Linked DNA regions of Mus musculus: region 1 is linked to region 2. A link is a loop called in an ENCODE intact Hi-C map of the cell type or tissue named here. Cell type or tissue: left cerebral cortex. All regions are shown on one strand. Each heading gives the region's core, and the rest is flanking DNA. Links, peaks and the distances in the headings are about the cores only.

What was found. Peaks named below come from ENCODE experiments on the same cell type or tissue, not always from the same donor. Only the 100,000 strongest peaks of a DNase experiment are listed, where the experiment ranks them.
Region 1: it touches region 2 in a loop (9-fold over the local background); 1 of 42 quality-filtered maps calls a loop at or near these places.

The regions. Positions count from the first base shown.
Region 1 is chr5:123,682,208-123,687,207 of GRCm38, forward strand. Clip1 (CAP-GLY domain containing linker protein 1) reads right to left here and starts at 2,154. Exons shown (of 24, transcript NM_019765.5): 1 at 2,045-2,154. In left cerebral cortex, for the core only: a CTCF peak has its summit at 2,802; DNase peaks (open chromatin) are centred at 1,142, 1,801, 2,305, 2,624 and 1 more place; H3K4me3 peaks cover 2,934 bases; H3K27ac peaks cover 3,028 bases.
Region 2 is chr5:123,901,604-123,912,475 of GRCm38, forward strand. Denr (density-regulated protein) reads left to right here and starts at 5,672. Exons shown (of 8, transcript NM_026603.4): 1 at 5,672-5,763; 2 at 6,497-6,611. The coding sequence starts at 6,506. In left cerebral cortex, for the core only: CTCF peaks have their summits at 2,906 (motif pointing left), 5,465 (motif pointing left) and 5,665; DNase peaks (open chromatin) are centred at 5,574 and 6,501; H3K4me3 peaks cover 2,118 bases; H3K27ac peaks cover 1,303 bases.

The DNA.
Region 1 (5,000 bases), core at 1-5,000, 220 kb before region 2:
GGTTTCTGTGAGTTCAAGGCCAGCCTGGTGTACAGAGTAAATTCCAGGACAATAAAAGCCACACAAAGAGACCCAGTCTTGAAAAACCAAAACTAAAAGAAAAATTAAAAATACTAGTTTTTAGAATGTATTAAATTTCTTAAAGACAAGAACCAGGTTGGCTTATTTTCGTGCTCAGCAATGACTGAAAGAGCTGAGAATAGCAAAATCCTCATGTTCAGAGATACTACCAAAGTTCCCACCCAGGTTCAATGTTTACCTCTCTAATCCAGGCCTAGGAGGAAGCCTAACCACTTCCTCTGAACCTCAGCAAGAGTCCCAGGCTCTCAGCTGAGCAATCACCCACTTCCTTGGCTTTCATAACGTCCAGCCTTGCCTTTTACCATTGATTCACTGCCCTAACAAACTAACTTAGCAGACTGAGGTACAGTTCTTGACAACATCTCGTATTGGCTGTGACTCTGACCTTTCAGTGCCCTCCCTGTAAAATGACGATGACAGCAACCTCCCTAGGTTGGATGGATTACATGAGATAAAAACAAAAACAAAACTCTGCACTTGCCCAGAGCACGGTCAGAAGGAGCCCTCCATAAACCCTAATTGTTATTATTTCAAGAGGAAGAAATGCCCCAAGGCTGAGGAGCAACAGTCCTGAGGATACTTGCAAAAGAGCATCATTACGCCTAGAAGCCAAACGCGGCTCTCCTAACTGGGAGCCACAATTAGGAATAATAATCATAAAATCCTAGCATGAGAATCACCAAAGCACCACCGCATAAATACTAACAGAGCCCCAAGCAGACAGACAGACACAGTCCTGGGCCTAGAAGAGGCTAGACTGCCGACTCACACCAAAATGAAAAAAAACAAAAACAAAAACAAAAAAAAAACCAAGGAAATGACAGAAACATATCCACTGTCTTAATAAATAAATAAGTAAATAAATAGAAACAGTAGTTGGCAAGTTTTTGCTAAAAAATGGGTATGCACGTGGATTCCAGACTTAACGAGTCATTTCTTCATACCAGAGAGGTGGGGCTGGGCAGGGAGGAAGGGGGTGGTGTGCGGTTTCTGCCAGATGGGAAAAGCCACATGAAGCGGAGAGACTACGGGATGTCAGGGCAGGACTCCAGACTCAGAAAAAAATAAAAATAAATAAAAATTAAATAAATTAATCCGATATTCTGTTGTTCTCTCCCCAATAACGCAACACCTCCAGGTTCGAGACAAACCACAAGGCTCTCTGCTTTTAAAATAGTCACCCCATCCCCACCCCCAACCCCGAACAAGTGTCATCTGTCTTCCGCGCCAACCCCCGACCGCGCTGGCAGGTTCGGGTTACCGGGCAGCGGTGATTTCAGAGATCTGGCACCCTGTTTCGCCCTTCTACCTTCACAGAGAATCACGCTCCAGGGGTCTGAAGGAAAACAAAAGCCCGGGGCCGAACAGCCAGGGACCGGGAACCGGGGCCCGAGCCGGGCCGGGCTGAGCCCGAGCGCCACGGGGCAAGGGCGCCCTCCATGCCGGCTCGCGGCCGGCCACCCGGCGTCCCGGGCCTGCCCGAGGAAAGCTCGCCCAGATGGCGAGCGGCGGGAGGCGTCCAGGGCAACAGGTCGAACCGGACCCGCGGCCTCTGGGAGCGACGGAGCCGTCCCCGGAACCTCCCCCTCCAAGAGCTGGGGAAGAGGACGCGGGCTCCTCCGAGAACGGCTCCCGAGGCGGCGCAGGGACAAGGAGTCCACGCTCCATCTTGAGGCGGCGGGAGGAAGGCAGGCAAGGCCCCGGGCCGCGGCTGCCAGGGCCCGGACGCGCGCGGCTCGCACGCAGCCAGCCTTCCCCGCAGCCACGCTCTCCCCGCGCCCGCCACCCTCCCGGGTGCGTCCGCGGCTCCTCGGCCGCCGTCCCGGTGCGTGGCGGGAGCTTGAGACGAGCCTTCCCTCCCGGCGTTTCCCTCCCGGATCCCCGGGCGGCGGGAAGGAGCGGAGGGAGAACGGGTGGGACGGCGAGGAAGGAGAGATGGAGATGGGGCCCGCGCTTCGCTCACCGCCTGGGACGCCGCTGGTCGCCGTCACCTGCCTCCCAGCAGCAGCAGCAGCAGCCGCCGCGGCCGCCGCCTCCCGCCTCCCCGGCTCTTCGGCTCGGGGCGGGGAAGAGAACGTGACGCGCTGCCGCCGCCGCCGCGGGGCCGGGAGAAGACGCCGCGCCGCCCCTCCCCGTGCCCGGGCCGCTGCCGCCCGCGAGCTCCCCTGCCGCCCCTTTGTCTGCCTGCTCCCCTTGCGAGCCCCTAAATCCTCCACGATAAGGAGCAAGATGCCGGGGGACGGACCGAAGGGCCTGCAGACGCGGGTGCCTTGGCATTTCAGGCTTCTCCCTGTTTCCTAGCCAAGTGTGCCCAGAATATGCAAGTCACCCCGGATGGCTACCCGTAGACTGGACCAACCGCAGCCTGCCGTTTGGGGATGGGATGGGGTGCGGTTGGAGAGTGGGGGAGCTGATTGATTTCATTGACCTCCCTTTCCCGCCTAGAGCAGGGTGATAAATCCGTTGCCCCAAGTTGGAAGGGAGATGCCCATAGGCAAGCTCAGCTTGGGATGAACGGTCTCTGCTCTCCAGGAAATCACTGAGGGGTTAAAAAAAAAAAATCCTTTGAGATGAGCCCAGGGCTGCAGCCCAGTTAGTTTAAGAAAAGCGTCTTTTATTCGCCCCAGTCGTTTGGACAGAAGCCCAGGTTAATGTCCCGTTCGGGCTCCTCCCCAAGCAGGGATCCCCTTGTCAAGCTTTTGAAAGGGACTGGAGAGGACGCTGCAACAGCCGGCTCAGGGCTGCGCTAGCAGAGGGCGGCCAGCATTTCGCTCCCATGGACCATGGCAACCCCAGAAGTTTTGCAGCTCCCGGCAGAAATCTGCAGCTGTTGGAAGCCCAGGTTTCTGCAGTGACTCAGTATTGATGGAGAAGGGGCCAAGGAGGAAATATTCTGAAGGGCGACCTCCCTTCTTGACCTTTATTTAAAACACCATTGTGTCTGGGCAAACAGGCACCTCAGAGAGCCCAAGAAGGGAACTCCACTGGAAATGCACAAAGTAAATTTCATCTGCAGACCCTCCTGTCCATTTAAGCCTTAAATCACACACACACAAAAATAATCTATTATTCCACCTGAGCCTGATATGTGAGCTCCAAGGTCAAGAGGTGAGAGTACCCTGGGAACCCAGAATTCATTCCTACTTAGGCAAGCAATACTTACCCGCTGATCTGAGTACAATTCAACTCTGTTTTTCCTCTCTTGGTTATTCCAGATGGTTTCTGTGTGTAATAGCCTTGGCTGTCCTGGAACTCTCTTTGTAGACCAGGCTGGCCTCAAACACAGAGATTTGCCTGCCTCTGCCTCCTGAGTTCCAGGACAGCCAGAGCTACACAGAGTATACATAGAACCCTGTCATAAAATTTATAATAACAAATAAATAAAATATTTAATAATAATAATAATAATAATAATAGCAGCCAGGCCTATTGGTGTGCACACTGACAATACTAGCCTTCAGGAGTGGGAGGCAGCTGAATCTCTTGAGGTTAACCTAGCCTGCTCTACATACCATCCAGGGCTATATCCTGGCGATGAGTAAAAATGTATTGGGGTGGCAGCAGCACACGCCTTTAATCCCAGCACTCAGGAGGCAGAAGCAGAGAGAGCTCTGAATATAAGACCAGCCTGGTCTCCAGAACGAATTCCAGGACACCCAGGCCTACACAGAGAAACACTGTCCTGAAAAACCAAGAAAAAAAAAGTGGAAATGATGAGAGAATGACAAACTGCTGTTTAGAATCCCAGGATGAGCTCTCAAAGAGAACCAGCCAATGACCACAAAAGCTCCATTCAGCTAACCAAGAACAGCAGTAGGCACCATCCTGCAAACTACACTCCAGGCCTTCTCAATAGACTAGGGCTCTGAGTACAGACGGCTTTACAATGTGGAGGGTGACCAAAGTCACTTATAAGGTTGCCATCACATATCTAAGATCCTGTGCCTTTTTAAAAATCCAGTAAGGCAGGATATCTGTGAAATTGGTGCTTGATGCAGTAGTTCTGATCAATGAATATCTTTTTGAGTGCACACACACAAAAAGTTGAGACCTCCTTCCACAACATCCAACACAGTGAAGTACATGGGGACACATGTTCACAGCATTCACAGCAGAAGTGGGTTGTTTGTTTGTTTGTTTGTTTGTTTACAGCAGAAGTATTTGATATAGTCAAAAATCGGGAACAGACTGAGAGTGTTAGCCCAGCATCACAGCACTGGGAAGTCAGAGGCAAGTGGATCTCTGAGATCCACATAGGTCTACCTCGTGAGTTCTACACCAGCAAGAGACCCTGTCACATAACAGCTAAGTAAATATACATGTTTTTAACACTTAGTATATTCACAGTACAGTTCCTCAAAATGTTAAACAGAGTTCCCATGTGATCCAGCATTTATACTCAGAGGTATAGTCCCAAGAGAAATTAAAACATGTGTTGCAGGGCTAGAGAAATGGCTCAGAGATTAAGAGCACTGGCTGCTTTTCCAGACTACCCAAGTTCAATTCCCAATACCCACATGGTAGCTCACACCTCTCTGTAACTCCAGTTCCAGAGTTCTGATACCCTCATACACACATACATGCAGGCAAAACAGCAATGAACATAACATTTTTTTTAAATGCTATACAACTGCCAGGGTGTGCCTGGTGGTAAGTGATAGTACACGCCTTTAATCCCAGCACTCAGGAGCCAGAGACAGGGCCAGCCTCAACTACAGATGGAGTTCCAGGACAGCCAGAACTACACAGAAAAACCCTGTCTCAAAAAAAATTATATATATATATGTATATACACACACACATATGGTGTGTGTGTGTGTGTAAAATATATAAAACAAAAACAAAAACCAAGCAAACAAACATCTTGGTAAACTGTTTGTGAGGGCAAGTGTCTGTAAATCCATCCCTTTGAAGGTGAA
Region 2 (10,872 bases), core at 2,546-7,545:
AGCCAGGCAAAATTTAAAAAAAGAGGAAGGGAGGCAGGCACCAGTCCCACCCCCAGGTAAGGAGCTCTTGGCATTTAATTGTGGCAGAGAGAGGAACATCAGTTTCCTTCAGTATTGTTGAAATTATTAATCCCAAACCAGGGTTTCTACCCCGCCCATGATCATTCAGTTCCCAGATAAAAGACACACGCACCCTTTATATTTACAATAAGCCTTAAACAGCACAAGAGCTGGGCAGGTATCTATCTTGTATGCTATTAGAATCTACTTTCCTATCGGTAACCTTGAGTTATTGCTTACAGTGGTTCATCTGGGCTGCTCTTAACTCCAATTGGTTAGCCCTCAGGGCCACATTCATATGGCTCAGCTAACCTATGGCAGCTTCTCCTTCCTTCCTTCCCCTTCTCCTCACCTCAGGGGTTCTCCTCTGACCCCAAGCTGGGAATTCTAAACCCCACCTATAATTTCTTCAGCCCAACTATTGGCTGTTGGCATCTTTACTTACCAATCAGAAATAATTTGAAGGCAGGGTCACATAGATCTATGTGCAGGGTCACATAGGATCTATGTGCAGGGTCACTTGGGTCACATGCAGACTCCTGTTCTTGCAGGTTCACACTTAGCACTACACTAGACAACAAGACCAAACCCCAACACTATCTGATGTTTTGTTTTGTGGTTTTGATTTGTTTGAGAGAGAGAGAAAGAGAGAAAACAAATATAAAATTTATAAAATTTGAGAGGTGCTGGGGTAAGGTGAATTCCCATTTAAAAATATATTCTTGGGCTGGAGAGATTGGCTCAGCAGTTAAGAGCACTGACTGTTCTTCCAGAGGTCCTGAGTTCAATTCCCAGCAACCACATGGTGGCTCACAACCTTCTATAATGGAATCCACCCCCCCCTCTTCTGGTGTATCTGAAGACAGCAACAGTGTACTCACATAAATAAAATAAATAAATCTTTAAAAAATATATATATATCGAAAAAATTTTTAAAAAGCCGGGCATGGTGGCGCACACCTTTAGTCCCACACTTGGGAGGCAGAGGCAGGTGGATTTCTGAGTTCAAGGCCAGCCTGGTCTACAGAGTGAGTTCCAGGACAGCCTGAGCTATACAGAGAAACCCTATTTCAAAAAAACAAAAAAAAAAATAAATAAATAAAATAAATATATATAATGTGTGTGTGTATAAATATACATATATACACATATGTATATATATGTTCTTAAAGAAAATCAACAAATAAAAATACAAAATACACCAAAGTACAAACAAAAAACAAGAAAACCAATATGTGTGTGTCTGAGTGTGTATACATGTGTGCACATATACACACAACTATATTTATAACCCTATGTACACAGGCCATCAGAAAGATTAAGATGAGTTTCAATAGAAGTGAGAAGCTACACAGAGGATCAAACCCAGATTTTCCAACTGAGACTCGTTTGCATATCTGTGGACAGGAGCCAGTTCTGCTAGCATCAGTATTAAGCAATTGTGAAACACCAAAAACAGCACAAGATGGGGGTGGCAAGGAAGAGAATGCTAGGACCAGATCAGTCAGGGGTTTCTTCTTCTTCTTCTTCTTCTTCTTCTTCTTCTTCTTCTTCTTCTTCTTCTTCTTCTTCTTCTTCTTCTTCTTCTTCTTCTTCTTCTTCTGCAACAGGGTGTCACTAAGTAGCCCTGGCTATCCCCGTACTCATGATGTAGACCAGGCTGGCCTTAAACTCACAGAGATCTGCCTGCCTCTGCCTCTGCCTCTGCCTCTGCCTCTGCCTCTGCCTCTGCCTCTGCCTCTGCCTCTGCCTCTGCCTCTGCCTCTGCCTCTGCCTCTGCCTCTGCCTCTGCCTCTGCCTCTGCCTCTGCCTCTGCCTCTGCCTCTGCCTCTGCCTCTGCCTCCTCTGCCTCTGCCTCTGCCTCTTCTGCCTCTGCCTCTGCCTCTTCTGCCTCTGCCTCTGCCTCTGCCTCTGCCTCTGCCTCTGCCTCTGCCTCTGCCTCTGCCTCTGCCTCTGCCTCTGCCTCTGCCTCTGCCTCTGCCTCTGCCTCTGCCTCTGCCTCTGCCTCTGCCTCTGCCTCTGCCTCTGCCTCGAGTGCTGGGATTAAAGGCATGCACTACCAGGACCAGGCTAGTTAATACTTTTTTTTAAAGCATATATGAGCACAAGGATGCCATAGTAGATGACTACGTGTTAGCATGAGTGTTAACAATGGAAATCTAGTCTTCAGGAAGAGAACCAAGAACTCTTAAGTGCTCTCTAGCCCAGCCTTGAACTTCTGACCCTCTTGCTTCCCGTCTCTCAGCTGCTGAAAGCACAGGGCATACTGATGCACCTGGCTTATACAGTGCTGGGATTTGAACCCCAGGGCTTTCGGCCTGCTAGGCAAGGATTGTGCCAACTAAAGTACATCCTCAGACCCCTGACTAGGGCGGTGCTTGAGAGGAAGACCTCAGGTCTCGGAGAAAGATTCTCCCAGTTGCTCAGTGGCACTTACCGTACCTAAGAGCTCATGATATAAAATACAAATTTGAGTTCTAGTGCCAAGCGTCCAGCTGAAAACCAAAACCACTGTGTAAGCACGCAAAGGAGGTTTGCATTCTGCAAACTGGTTTCATGTGGGATGAAACTGGTGAGTGGGCGTGGTCACGCGGCCTTAGACTAGAGGCTAATCTCAGAATGGGTGGGGCATCACAGAATTCCTGGCAGTGGAATCCCCCCCTGAGAGTGAAGAAGGGGGATGGGGGGAGAAGAGTTGAGGGGACACACGACTCAGCAGTTACTGCCAGATATGTTGCTCAGGGTAAAAGAAGGCTGCTTCTATGGTGGCCTCTCATTGGCTGAACACAGACCTAGAAAGTAGGGAACAGGAAGCTGGCACAGCAGTTTGTACAGCACCCTCTTCTGGGCAAAGCGCAGGAGGAAAAGGTGAGAAATAAAAGCTTGACGACGTTGGCATCTTGGGCACCTAGCACCAGACAGGTACTCCATGTCATAGCATCTGTATCTAACAGCCACCAATTGTCACATGCACAACTATCTTAGATACCATTACAATGCTACCAAGTGGGCTGAGGAGATGGCTCAGCAGTTAAGAGCACTGGCTATTCTTCCAGAGGACCTGGGTTCAATTCCCAGCACCCACATGGCAGCTCACACCTGTCTGTGATTCCAGTTCCAGGGGATCTGACACCCTCATACAGACATACATGCAGGCAAAACACCATGAAATAAAACAAATTTTAAAAAATGTTAACAAGTGCGGGGCAGTGGTGGCGCACGCCTTTAATCCCAGCACTTGGGAGGCAGAGGCAGGTGGATTTCTGAGTTCGAGGCCAGCCTGGTCTACAAAGTGAGTTCCAGGACAGCCAGGGCTATACATAGAAACCCTGTCTTGAAACAAACAAACAAACAAACAAACAAAAAATGTTAACAAGTAAACTGACTGATGTTAACAATTCATTGCTATGCACTTTGATGTTTTATTTTAATGAGTAGATGTATATTCATATGTGTGTGTATATGTAGTGTGGTGTGTGGATGTGTGTGTGTGTTGTATGTGGTGTGTGTGGATGCGTGTATGTGTTTGTGTGTGGATGCGTGTGTGTGTGTGTGTGTGTATGTGGTGTGTGTGCCTGTGCATACATGTGTGTGCACAGGCAGGGGGCCGCATTGAATGTCACGCCTTTGACACACACAAGATCTATTTATTAGCCTGGATCTCGACAGTTAGCATAGGCCAGCTGTTCAGTGAACCCCGCGGATCTCCAGTTCCGCAGCAGCACAGGGATTGTAAACACGCACACCACATCTGGCTCCGAATATTTGTTTGTTTGTCTTGTTTATTGTATTTTTATATGGTTGGGAGGGCCATGGCAGACATGTGGAGGTCAGAGGACAACTCTGTGGAGTTGTCTCTCCTCCTACCTTCATCTGCGTTCTGAGAGCCGAACTCTCAGGCTGCTAGGTCGTGGGGCTGGTCCTCTGCTCACTAAGCCATCTCAATGGTCTCCATGCCTGGCTTTGGACATAGATCCTAGCAATCTAATTCAGGTCTTCGTGCTTACCAACTGGGCCATGCTCCAAGCTCTGTATCATGGTGTGCTTTTTCTTTTTCTTTCTGGTTTTTTGTTTGTTTTTTAAACATAAGTCTTACTGTGTAGCCTTGGGTGACCTTAAACTCAGCAATCCTTCTGTTTCAGCTGTCTAAGTGCTGAAACTACAGGCATATAATGCACACACACACACACACACACACACCACACACATACACACCCACACCCACACACACACCCACACACACCACATACACACACACACCACATACACACACACACACACACACCACACCCACACACACATACACACACACACACACCACACACACACACACACACACACACACACGAACACTCATCCACACACCCACACACATATATACAGGGTTTCAGGGTTTCTCTGTGTAGCTCTGGCTATCCTGGAACTTGCTCTGTAGATCAGGCTGGCCTCAAACTTAGAAATCCACCTGCCTCTGCCTCCTGAGTGTTGGGATTAAAGGTGCATATCACCCACCATGCTTAGCGAAATGTACATCTTTGCTGTGTGGGGTTTTTTTTTCCAGTCTGTAGATTAAACCCAGAGCCTTGTACGTTCAACACAAATGCCCTACGCTTACAGGCCAACAGCTTTGAACTTTGTAGACTAGGTTGGCCTAAAACTCAGACATTGGCCTGCCTCTGTCTCCCAAGTGTTGGGATTAGGGCTGGGCCTGTAACTCAAGGCAGAGCTCTTCTGTAGCATTCACAAAACCCTGGGTTCAATTCCCGGCACCAAAGGAAAGTTCCGGGAGGGGGGCCATATTTGGGTAGCTTAGTTCATGAAGGTGATGTTAAAAGCAAAAACGCAATGGTCTTTCTACCAGGCCCTTTCTGAGCTCCGAAAGTGTCCCAGTGCTATTCCTGTTTCACAAGTGGGACTTGGGCTGAGTATGCAGATGAAGGGATTTCCCCAAACTAAAAACAAGGAAGCAAAATTTAGACAAGGACCCGTGTGGTTAAAACCAGAAATCCTGAGACCGGATGGGAAAATCCCCGTTATAGAACACGTAGAAGGTGAAATATGCAAAAAGGAGCATATGGGAACAGTCGTCAGCCTGATGAAATAAATTCAAACAGTAATTAATATGACCTTTGCACGAGTAATTCCTATTTAGGGAATCGGAATGAAATAAAACCCTATGTCTCATTCAGCCACCATCTCTACGCCGTGGGGTGACTTATGCATCAGGCTAGTTAGTGGTTAGTCGGGACACTAGGATGTAGCCCAGACACTGGGGCAAGGCTGCCCACATCATTAATAGAGAGTCACCTGTGACTCAAGAACCTCTGCGCCAGTCCAGTCCACGCCCCACTGCGCAGGGACAGCCTGAGCCGCTGGCTCCCCCTTTGCCAATGGATAGCCAGCGCCCCCTACCGTCCGGCCGCCTCTACGCAACTCGGTCCCGTTTCCCCACCCCACACCCCTTCCCCCGGGCTCCACGCATGGGCGCATGCTCCTCCCTTTTTGGGCCCCGCCCACCCCGGCACGGTGGCGTCTCGCGACATCCTCCTAGCGGCTGGCCGGGGATATCGCGATAAAGGCTCATTGTCTCGCGCGAGCGCGCCCCAGCAGCGAATTTCGGGGCAGCCGTGGCCGGGAAGAGGAGTTGCATGTGTCGCTTCAGCTGGCGGGAGCGGAGGCGGCGGGGGCCGTGCGACCGGCTGGGTAATGAGCGCTCTCATTCGCGCTGCTGCGGCGGCCTCCCCGGGAGCTGGCGGCGCTGCCGAGGCGGCCCAGGCGCTGCCTAAAGCAGGAAGGGGGCCGGGCCGGGCGTCTCCACGCCCGCCCACATGGGGGCCTCCTGTGGAGTCCCCGGGATGTCCCCCTTAGCCCAGCCTTCCAGCGGGCTACCTGTCCTTTTCCCCAGGCCTGGCCCGATTTCCCCTCCCCAGGCTGTGGCATTGCCGTCCTTGTCCCTGGCTTGGTCTCTTTTCGGGATTTTGCTGTCGCCGCACCTTGCATTCTGGGCACCTCGAGTGACTTCGTCCCTGTCGTGCCAAGGTGTCCATAGCCTTTTAACTGCAGGCTGCATCCCTCCCATAGCAACCTCAGACCTGCCCCGTCTCTGTTGAAGCCACCAGCCCAACTCTGTCCCCCTTACTGCTTCCTCTTTTCCTCTGGTGTCCCTTTTTGCCCCTGCCCCAACACAGCCTTCATGGCCCCATTTAATTCTCGCTTCCCTGTAAACCCGTGGATGCAGGTAGATGAGGCTCCAGTTGATCATCAGTGACTCTAATGAGACTTCGTGTCCTTCTTTTAATAGACTCAAAACAGCTTTGGTGTTTGGGGGATACACAGTGGAAGCTAAGACTGCACCCCACCCCCAAGGCTGCTTATTTGGGGGGCGGGGGTCGAGCTTCTCAGATAGTGAAGTCGTGTGTGTCATTCTTGTTTCCAGGTTTGTGAGATGGCTACTGACATTTCTGAATCCAGCGGGGCGGATTGCAAAGGCGATACGAAGAACAGTGCCAAGTTAGATGCGGATTACCCTCTTCGAGTCCTTTATTGTGGAGGTAAGTGTTGGAACGACTGGCTCGCTGGTTTTTATACCTGATATTGATAGTTTCACATTTGGTCGTGTTCGCTCCCCCAACTGTCTTGGTTGTTGGGTGGATTCTTAGTTGAAGAGGGGGGGAGCCTAGTGAGGACCCATGGGTTGGTAGATGACTCCTTCTTTTCCAGGGTCACTTGGGTCTTGCGTCCTGGCCTGGAGGAGTTTCCTGGCCAATTGAAGTAGAGAGATACCAGGAGCCTGATCCCAGCCTGACTGGTGTTCCTTTGTAAGGAAAGCTTGTTGGAAGCTAAGGAGCCTTGGGGATAGTGAAGGATGGAAGAGCTAAGGTACAGAATCCTAAAGGAAATGAAGCAGGGCCTGGAGCTGTTGCTTGGTGGCACAGCACTTGTCCAGACAGTTCAAAGCCTCTACATTCAGTCCCAGTACTGGAGTGAGGAGGGGTCTGGGGGGAGCTTGATGTCTGACTAGAATCTTGAGTGGGTTTATTCTCCCCCACTACATCTTAATTTCATTTGTGCTTGTGTGTACTCATGCCACATCCATGTGTGGCTGTCGAGGACCTCGCGTGGGCCTTGGTTCTGTACACTGTGTGGATCCCGTGGCCCTCAGGCTTGGCATCAGGTGCCCCATATGCTCCTTGAGCAATGTTAAATTCTTACAGCACAGGGAGGGTGTTGGTTAAGGAGTAGACGGAGAAGATGAGGTCGGAGTGATGTGTAGTCCGACAGTCTGGGGAAAGTCCGGCTTGAATAATATGATGGGGTTTTGTGTGTGTATGTGTTTGTGTGTGCATGTGATAGCAGAGGTTAGTGTTGGATGACTCCCTGACTCACTCCGGTGTGTCAGTTCTTGGGAGAGGTCTCTCACTGCATCTGGCACGCACTAATGAGCTGGACCAGCAGGCTAACAGGCACTATGGATTCTTGGCCTCCCCAGGGTCGGGACTGAGGGCCTGTGGCTCGGCCTCCCCAGGTTTTACATGGATACTGAGGTTGCTGGGGATCCTGACTCAGTCTTTAGCCTTGCGTGGCAAGTCCTTCATTGAATAAGACTAAAGCATCTCCAGACAAAACCTTTTTATGCTGCCCTGGCTATCCTGGAACTCCTTCTGTAGACCCGGCTGGCCTCAAACTCAGAGATCCACCTGTCTCTGCCTCCCAAGTGCTGGGATTAAAGGCGTGCGCCACCACTGCTTGGCCCTGCTAGACTTTTTAATAAAATGAAGTTGGAGTTTAGTGAGAAACAGGCTCCACCTCCCTCCACCTCCCACCCCCGTCACCAAGGGAAAGGGGGTTTATGTAAATACCTGAGTGTATATGTGTGTGCCACGTGTGTGCAGGAACCTGTGAGGGGTTAGAAGAGGGCATTGGATCCCTTGAAACTCAAGTTACAGGCAGTACTGAGCCACCTAGTGGGTGCTAGGAATCAAACCTGGGTCTTCTGTAAGAATGTAAAGCCTCTTTAAGCACTTGAGCCATCTCTTTAACCTCCACCCTTTGTTCTTTTTTTCCCCCCTTCTTGTAAACAAGCTTGGTTAACTTTATTGTAGAGAACCTGTGTGATAGCCATGGTTAAATCCTGGGTCCTCTGCCTGAAGATTCTGGTTTGAGTTTTCACAAGACAGTCTGTAAACTCCTAATAAGGAGATTTGAATGAACACGGTCTCTTTCCAGAGGTCAGGTAGCTGTAGAATCAAAGCTGGCCTTGAAGTTGATGAGGTGGCTGTATAGTCCGGACTGAAGTACAGTGGTCATTATCAGTGCTTCTCATTGGCACCAGCTTCCTGGACATAGGAGCCAAGATGGTGCCGATTGCCTTTTTAGTGGCAATGAGATGAAGCAGCACAAGGCTACAGCAGCCTGCCACTTCATATGGGTGTGCAGCTCTTGTGCCCTTAGTAACCTCTCTCCGTAAGGATGGTGGGAATCTTGGCCAAGATAACAGCTCCTTGGATGGCAATGGCTACCCTTGGAGCACTTAACTTTCAGACCAGTGTGACTGCTGTAGTCCCCAGGAGCAGGAGTAGTCCCTTGAATCTGGTCTGCTGGGCAGTATGAGTGTGCTTTTGCCTCAGCACTTATCCTTAAGGGATGTCCCCAGGAGAAAGCCAATATTCTGATTCCTTAAAGGGTGGGCAGAAGAGATCTCTAGAGGCTTGGTTCTCGTGTCTGTAGCACCAAGTGGCTCAGCTTGCTGTTGAGGATCCTCTCCTTGCCTTTGGTCTTCACTCCATGAATAAAATACTCCCGTGGCCTCAGCCCTGGCTCCTATCATGACTCTAGAGACTTCTGCCACGGCCTCTGAGGAAGTTATAGTGGCCTCCCAAGCATGGGCCCCTGAGCCTCTGGCTCCTCCAATGCATCAGCATCATCTCCCCTTAGGTGTTTTCCCATGGAAGATGCAAGAAACAGTAAGCACAGGCTTTAAGGGAGCTAGTGGGAGGTGCTTAGGAACAGGAAAGAACACAGCTAAGACATGTTTGCCGGCTTCCTAAGAGAAGCCATCAGGGTGGCTCAGCAGGTACGCATGACCACCACATTCGTTCTCTAAATTTGGTGTAAAGGAACACATATTGTACTCCCTGCATTCATGAAGCTTAGGCAGGAAGATCTCAGAGTTCCGGGCCAGCCTGGGCTATGTAGATAGACTCTGTCTCAAAACTCCTGAAAGGAAGAAAAGGGGCAGAGGTAGAAAGGAAGAAATTACATAGAATGGATTTGAGTTTTGTTATATTGATTGTGAGAAGTGATGGGCCAGAGTATGCTTTCTGACTTAAATACTTCCTAGGTATGTGGCCCTAGGCAAGTTCCCTGATTTCTGTAAGATTTAGAGATCTGTTTCTTAAGGTTTGTAAGATGAGAAGAAAAGAGGACATATTAAGGCAGATGAGCCCGGCATGGTGGCAGATGTCTCATCCCAGCATTCAGGAGACAAAAGCAAGCTGGCCTGGTCTACAAGCAAGTTCCAAGCCAGCCAAAGCTACATAGTAAGACCTAGTTTCAAAAACAAGAAACAAAACCAAAAAAAAAAAAAAAAAAAAAAAATCTTAAGACGATTTATATAAATTCTGTGGCACAGTTAACTTAAGAATAAAATACTAATTAAATATAACGTTTTTCAGACTGGGTCTCTCTGTATCCCCCAGTGGCCTGGAACTCACTGTATAGATCAAGACTGGCATTGAAGTCAGAGTTCCTCCTGACTCTGCTTCTGCCTCTGCCTCTACTCTTAGCTAGCTTGCTTGCTTGTTTGCTTGCTTGCTTCCTTCCTTTCTTTTTTTCTTTGAAGATTTTCTTATTTTATGTATGGTGAGTACACTGTCACTGTCTTCAGACACACCAGAAGATCCCATAACAGATGGTTGTGAGCCACCATGTGGGTGCTGGGAATTGAACTCAGAACCTCTGAAAGAGCAGCCAGTGTTCTTAACCACTGAGCCATCTCTCCAACCCGTAATTTTTTTTCTTTGTTTTTTTTTTTTTTTTTTCAAGTCAGGGTTTCTCTGTGTAGCCCTTGCTCTTTTGCAACTTTAGCTGTAGACCAGGCTAGCCTCAACTCAGAGATCCCTAGGGTTAGAGTAGGAATTAAAGGCACATACCACCATTCCTAGCTTCAGTATAGTTCTCTAAGCTTGTTTACCAAATGCAGTTGAGAACTGTTAGGCTTGGGGAAGGGGAATTGTGATCAGGACATGTTTCATGGAAAAAAGTTTTATTTAAACAAAACAAAACAGCAGGGCAGTGGTGGTGCACGCCTTTAATCCCAGCACTCGGGAGGCAGAGGCAGGTGAATTTCTGAATTCGAGGCCAGCCTGGTCTACGAAGTGAGTTCCAGGACAGCCAGGGCTACACAGAGAAACCCTGCCCCAAAAAACCAAAAAAACAAAACAAAACAAAAAACCCAATCATTGGGCCTTTGAGATGGCTCAGCAGGTACATGATTGTTTTACAGTCTTGAGTTGAAACGCATGACCCACATTGTAGAAGTAACAAACCAACTCCTGAAAGTGGGCCATGGCACAGCTACCTGTATATATACATACTAAACAGAGATCAAGCAGGGCATGGTGCCTGAGACCTGCAGAAAGGAAAGTTGTTGCAAGATTGAGGTCAGCTTGGGCTACAGAGTAAAACCCTATCTTAAAAAAAAAAAAGCAGAGCATACCTTTAGTACCAGCACCCAAGAGGCAGAGGCAGGCAGATCTCTAATTTGAGGCCTTGCTGTCTGTCTGTCTGTCTGTCTGTCTATCTATCTATCTA